2 separate regions of the Homo sapiens genome follow, and region 2 is linked to region 1. Evidence: chromatin contacts called from ENCODE Hi-C or POLR2A ChIA-PET data. All regions are on one chromosome and are shown on one strand. Each heading gives the region's core, a stretch centred on a gene start or an enhancer-like site at or near the end of the contact. The rest is flanking DNA. Distances are from core to core; before and after follow the strand shown.

The links. Hi-C counts contacts between places; a loop is a spot of excess contacts on that map. ChIA-PET counts read pairs that join two places held with the same protein, here RNA polymerase II (POLR2A). Pooled maps may share reads with other maps.
Region 2: a pooled map shows a loop between it and region 1 (1.9-fold over the local background). The contact joins two enhancer-like sites. A Hi-C loop is called at or near these places in 1 of 50 pooled maps. POLR2A ChIA-PET finds 5 or more read pairs at or near these places in 3 of 52 experiments (WTC11, activated naive CD4-positive, alpha-beta T cell and naive thymus-derived CD4-positive, alpha-beta T cell).

The regions. Positions count from the first base shown.
Region 1 is chr15:99,535,567-99,538,266 of GRCh38, forward strand. No RefSeq gene overlaps it. Among named protein-coding and RNA genes, the nearest start is that of MEF2A, 29 kb to the right of the region's middle. Within about 2 kb of position 1,350, at least 12 of the 41 ENCODE cell types and tissues checked have a DNase peak (open chromatin) inside an H3K27ac peak, as active enhancers do.
Region 2 is chr15:99,424,056-99,426,845 of GRCh38, forward strand. No RefSeq gene overlaps it. Among named protein-coding and RNA genes, the nearest start is that of LINC03080, 9.8 kb to the right of the region's middle. RefSeq lists a silencer at 1,294-1,353. Within about 2 kb of position 1,281, at least 20 of the 41 ENCODE cell types and tissues checked have a DNase peak (open chromatin) inside an H3K27ac peak, as active enhancers do.

The sequences.
Region 1 (2,700 bases), core at 100-2,599:
CTTTATTCATTTCCCAGCTCTCATGGATCACTACACTTTGTTAGCTGATTTCCAATGTTTTGAAAATAGTTGTTTTGTATATTTGGTGCAGATTTTAAGTTATATTGATGGAGAGTCTCTGACCCATTATCCCATCTCGCCTGGCAGCCGAAGTCTTCAGAGGTAATCAAGTACCAAAGATTTAGTCTAATGTTGAATGTGGATGAAAAAGGAAGTACCATATTTTTATTTTAATGCAGTCATTCTTAAATGTTTTTATGCTGCAGATCCTCTGGCCATCTTGTGAAACCTATGGATTACTTTTGAGAATGTTTGGAAATGCACAAGGTAAAATACAGAGGACTACAGTGGAAATCATTATAGTGGATGTAGTTATTAGAATATTTTTCTAAGTGAATTTGTGCCATAGTAATAGATGTGTTTCTTAATTAATGCATTGAATAACAAGACCTAATAGTGGGTCTAATGAGTTCTGTAATTTTCAAGCAGTAATAAGCATAAGCATTATTTTGAGATATTTACAACAAGGTAATGTAATTTAAATATATCACTACTTCCCATTGCTGACAACGTCAGGGTACTATTGATGTTACTGTGGTTTGTTGCCAACATACATTACAGAAGGCAATGCTAAATTTCAGTCATAGGTTAATAAAAATAAACATCCAATTGCTCTTTCACCCAAGATCAAAGACCCCTGAATTCTGTCCACAGACCCCTGAGAAGTCCGTGGGTCCAGGATAAGAACCCCTATTAATGAATGGAAACTGGAGTGCCTGGGAGTTGTGAGTCTTACACAATTGGCTAAGCTTGTGAACTGACAATGATTTTGTCTGAATCTACCTTGGGAATGTGAGATGCCATGAGGATAATTTTGGCGTGGGTTGGGGGGATAGCATTTACAAGACAACTGGGAGTGTCCTTCATGCCAAGATGGGTCTCCCTACTGTGGTTCCCCACCAAGCAAGTTTGCCCCCACTGCTGAGGAGTCCACCTGTCAAATGGCTTCTTGCCCAACTCCCAGCCTGAAGCTCAAGATTCATCACTCAAAACTGACAAATTGGGCAGGTCTGATGTTTATTTTTGCCTCTGGTCCTTTGGCCAGGCCACACACTCTTGGATTTCTGAATATGCAGTTCTGTTCCTAACCAGTGTGTCCCAACCAGAAAGTCACTGTAATTTTTGGTTTTGTTCCCAATCTCCCTCCAAATGTCATTAGTCATATCCTCCTTCCCATTTCTGCCTTGAATAGGCAGTCATTATGATGAAGCCAGGCTTGTTTCAGAATTCCATGAGAACCACAGTGTCAGGCTGTGACAACTCTGGGGCTGGAAATGGAAAAGGCTGTGATCTGGGGTTGGCTGGCACCGTCCCCGTGAGTCATTATGGAAACACTGTCCCCGGATTCTGCTGAGAGGACTGGGTTGCTGGTGAGTCCATCTGTCAGATGAGATCCTGACCCCCTGACACCTTAAAACGTTCCATAATATGTGGGATGTTGGGCCTTCTGTCTGGTATCCTGGCTACATTAAAATTTGGGTTGTTTTATTCTATTTTTGGTTCCCTTGCAGTTTCCAATGTGTTAAAAAACAAAATACAATTTTTTTCAGATTACAAAAATAATACATATTCATTGTACAGAAATTGAAAAAGGCAGAAAAACATACAGAAGGAAATTCTACCACCCAGAGATAAGGATTTTTTAAAATGTTGCATTTGCTTTCAGATGCTATTTAGATTATAGTTTATAAAATACTTTTGTAAGCTGTGTGCTTTTTAAAACTCTAACAGTATAGCTCACACAGTCTGCCTTATAAAAAGCACAAATTCTATCATTTTTTTCTCTGGAGGAGGCCTTATATAAGACCATCTAGTCTAACACACTCTTTGTAAAAATGAGGCAACTGTGATCCCAAGAGGGTAAGTAACTTGCTCAGGGCTCCCCAGCGTATGAGCCACAGAGTCAGGAATGGGAGTATGGATCTTGTCTCAGCATCCTGCTGCCTCGTGACCTGCCCATGTGCTGTCAGTGTACATCTTCAGACAAGAGCTGAAAGCACTCCGGCCTCTCTGCCTCTTGACCCGGAGGAAATGTAGATGAGTTCCCAGGCTTACTGAATAGGACATTTGCCCCTGCTTTAGACCTTGAGTTAGGGAACTATTTAACATCTTTGAAATTTTCATTCCCTAGGGGAAAGCTTAAAATTTGAGGAAAAACAAAAGGCTCTTTCCCATGCAAAAATTATTTTTGGTTATCATTTGGAAAAGAAAAATAGGCATTACTAACAACTTAATGACTTCACTAATATACCTGCCTTTAAACTTAAGAATAGTTATTTAATAAAGTTTATAAACTCTACTAAAGTACGTACACAATAGTATGTATATTTTATAATATGTGTATTTCCAGGAAATGTGAATTCACCCCAGAAAGTAAGGAGGCTGCCTGTATGGTATGGGATGGGATGGGATGGGATGGGATGGGATGGGATGGTATTAGTATGGGATGGTATGGTATGGGATGGGATGGGATGGGATAGTATTAGTATGGGATGGGATGGTATGGTATGGGATGGGATGGCATTAGTATGGGATGGTATGGTATGGTATGGGATGGCCTAGTAACCGTATGGTATGGCCTGGCATAGTATGGCATGGCATGTTAAGGTAATGGCATGCTATGGTATGATAATGGTATGG
Region 2 (2,790 bases), core at 31-2,530, 110 kb before region 1:
TGAGCTGGACTTCCTATTACCTGCAGCTGAAGCATTTTGACTGCTACAGTTCTACTCATCTTCTTGTCTCTCTTACGCTGGTCAAACGCAAGTTAACATGGGTTCCAGCTGGATGCCGAGTTGAACTCTGCGTTTGCACTCCTGCTGCACCCGCCGTGGCACACTCAGCCAGGGGCCTGTGCTGCTTCTCTCTGCCTGGAAGGGGCATGGCTACATGTGGGATCCCCCTCAAGCAGACTGCAATGAGGACTTGGGTGCATGAAGTGATCCGAGGAAGGGCAGGGCAGGGGTGGAGGTGGAGGGGGAGGCAGGGGAGGGAGACAGGTCCATGAATGAGGGGTTTCCACTGCGGGCAATGGGCTCAACCCACTGGGCCCTCAGGGAGACTGTGGGACACAGGCCTCCAATGTCCCCACTGGAGAGGGCGGAGGTGAGCATTTCTACAGACTCCCATCCCCATGGATGAAGGGGCCCTGGGGCACAGACTCCCCTGGCATAGCCGACCTGTGCTTGCAAGTGGGAGGGATATTCCCAAGGTGGCAGGGAAGAAAAGAATAATCGAGAAGCAGGCTAGTAGGTATCTCCTGTCCTGCAGGAGAGCTGGGTGGCTGGGGCTCTGGATGGGACATCACAGCCTCTGCTTAATCACGGAAGCCTCAATTTTCTTATCTGTGAAATGAGGCTAATGTTTGGGGTACATACCTGGCAGGGCCAATGTGACAAGAAGCAATAATAAATGTACTTCCTGGCATACAGCAGGGGCTCTGTAAGTGCTGATCCTGTCAGTGGCAGCTCCTTAAGGAAAGCAGCTGCCTCAGTTATGGTGCCAAATGCTGTGTGCCAGGCTCTGCTCTCCCTCTGCCACCTCTACCCCACCTCTTCCTCCTGAATCTATGAGTGGCCCGGGGCTCCAGGCAAATTAGGCTTTAGCACCCCGAGCTGGCCCACTGGCCTAGAGGCCAGGCCACTGTCCTGAGGTGTCCTGACAAAGGCTGTGGGGGCCACATGAGGCAGCCAGGCCAGGCAGGTGCCCCTGCTTGGTGTCTGCAGCCCGGGCCCAGGTTGATCTGCAGGGTCACTGCCAGCTGCCGGTGCCCACAGACCGCGCCACTTGGCCCTCTGACCTGAGCAACCGCCTGCTGCCTTCCATGGGAGGCCTAGCCGCCTGACCTTTCCTTCCCAAAGTCATTTTCCGTTCTGCTGTGTTATTGGCCAGGCCTGAAACGCTCCTCTGAGGGAGTGGGAAGGACCGTTCTGAGGCTTGTCATTGTTTCAGGATCAGGTTGCCTCAGCCTCAAAATCTGACAGAAACCAGAACTTCCTCTGAGTCACCCACACCCATGACAGGGGCCTCGGGTGGAGGGTGAGGCTGGGGTGGGGGGCGGGGGCTCTCTCAGCCCGTCTGGGCCTAGAAGGCCTCAGCGGTGCCCTCCCCCTGGCAGCCCAGCTCCAATTTTGCAGCTCTGGCCAAGCACCAAGCTGGCATGAGGGTCTGGACCTCAGCCTGAGCCCTGCGCAGCCTGAGCCAACTTAGAGGGCAAGGTGGGAAGGAGGTGGCCCCTCTCAGACAGGAGAATGCAACTGCTCCTGCCACGGAGCCAGGGGAAGGAGGCTTTGGGGTTTGGGATGAATGCTGCCAAAGGCCGCAGGAAGCCCCTTCACATCTTCCTGAAGGCGGATGAGGGAACCCCAGGACCCAGCACTCACTTCCTAAGTCTCCAGCCCCATATCCAAGACGGGGCCGGGGCGTGAGGACCCCTGCACAGCTCACCACTCGGGCCCTCTCTAAACAGCCTCCTGGACATCTGTGTCCCCTGTGTCCTTTGAGGAGGAAGGAAGCCGCTCCCTGGAAGAAGTTGGCTCTGGCCTCAGACATGCATCTCCTGTCAACAAATGAAAGCCCCGCCACTCATCAGCTCCGCTGTCGGTTGGGAACCTGCAACCGCCTCTGGCTCTCCGTCTGTACAGCCGGGGGTCCTGGCCCCATCCCCGCCTCAGGCTAGCTGGCTGTGGATTCCATGCCAAGACACACCGCCCAGACACATCTCCAGCCAGCAGGAGGCTACGGTGCCACGTTCAGGCTCTGCCAGTGCTTCTAGGTCCTCCGAATGTCCTCAGGTGGAGAGCCTGGGCCACTCCTCCTATGTGCTCCTTGTTCTTCCACCTCAGAGTGGCCAAAGGAGGGGCTCTGGTTCCCAGCCCTGGGCCCCAGGAGGAGGGCCTGTCTGTCCCTTTCCTGCCGCTCAGCCTTTCCCATAGTGCAGCCTTTGAGGACCTCAGCTGAATCCCACCTGCCTGCCCTCCACGGGCCACAGCCCTTCCTCACGGTCACCTGCATTAAGCACCTACTGTATACCCAGGGCTGTGTCCCATGAAAACAGAGCAGATGTAAGAGCCAGGTCTTTGGTCACGGCGCCAGCATCTGAAAAGCATTTGCAGTTTGAGAAACATTTGACCCTCATGGTCACTTCCAGGTGCGCAGAGTCCAGGAACTGTCCCGTTTTCCAGATGAGGAAATGGATGCTTTTGAGAGTCACGTCACATGCACGGAGCACAGGTGTGCCCGAGGCCGCGCCCCGCAGCAGAGCTGGGATTAGAATCTAGCTGTTTTGGAGCCATCGTCTTTTCCGTGATGTTCTGAGGGGCCTCTCTGTTTCTTTTGAGGAGTTTCATGCTGATTATTGAGACAAGGTGGTTCAGGCAAGACCGCTCTCGAGCATGGACGCAGGCACGTAAAAGTTCATGCACAATCACACCACAGGCATTCCAGAGCACCTCAGACGGGAGGGG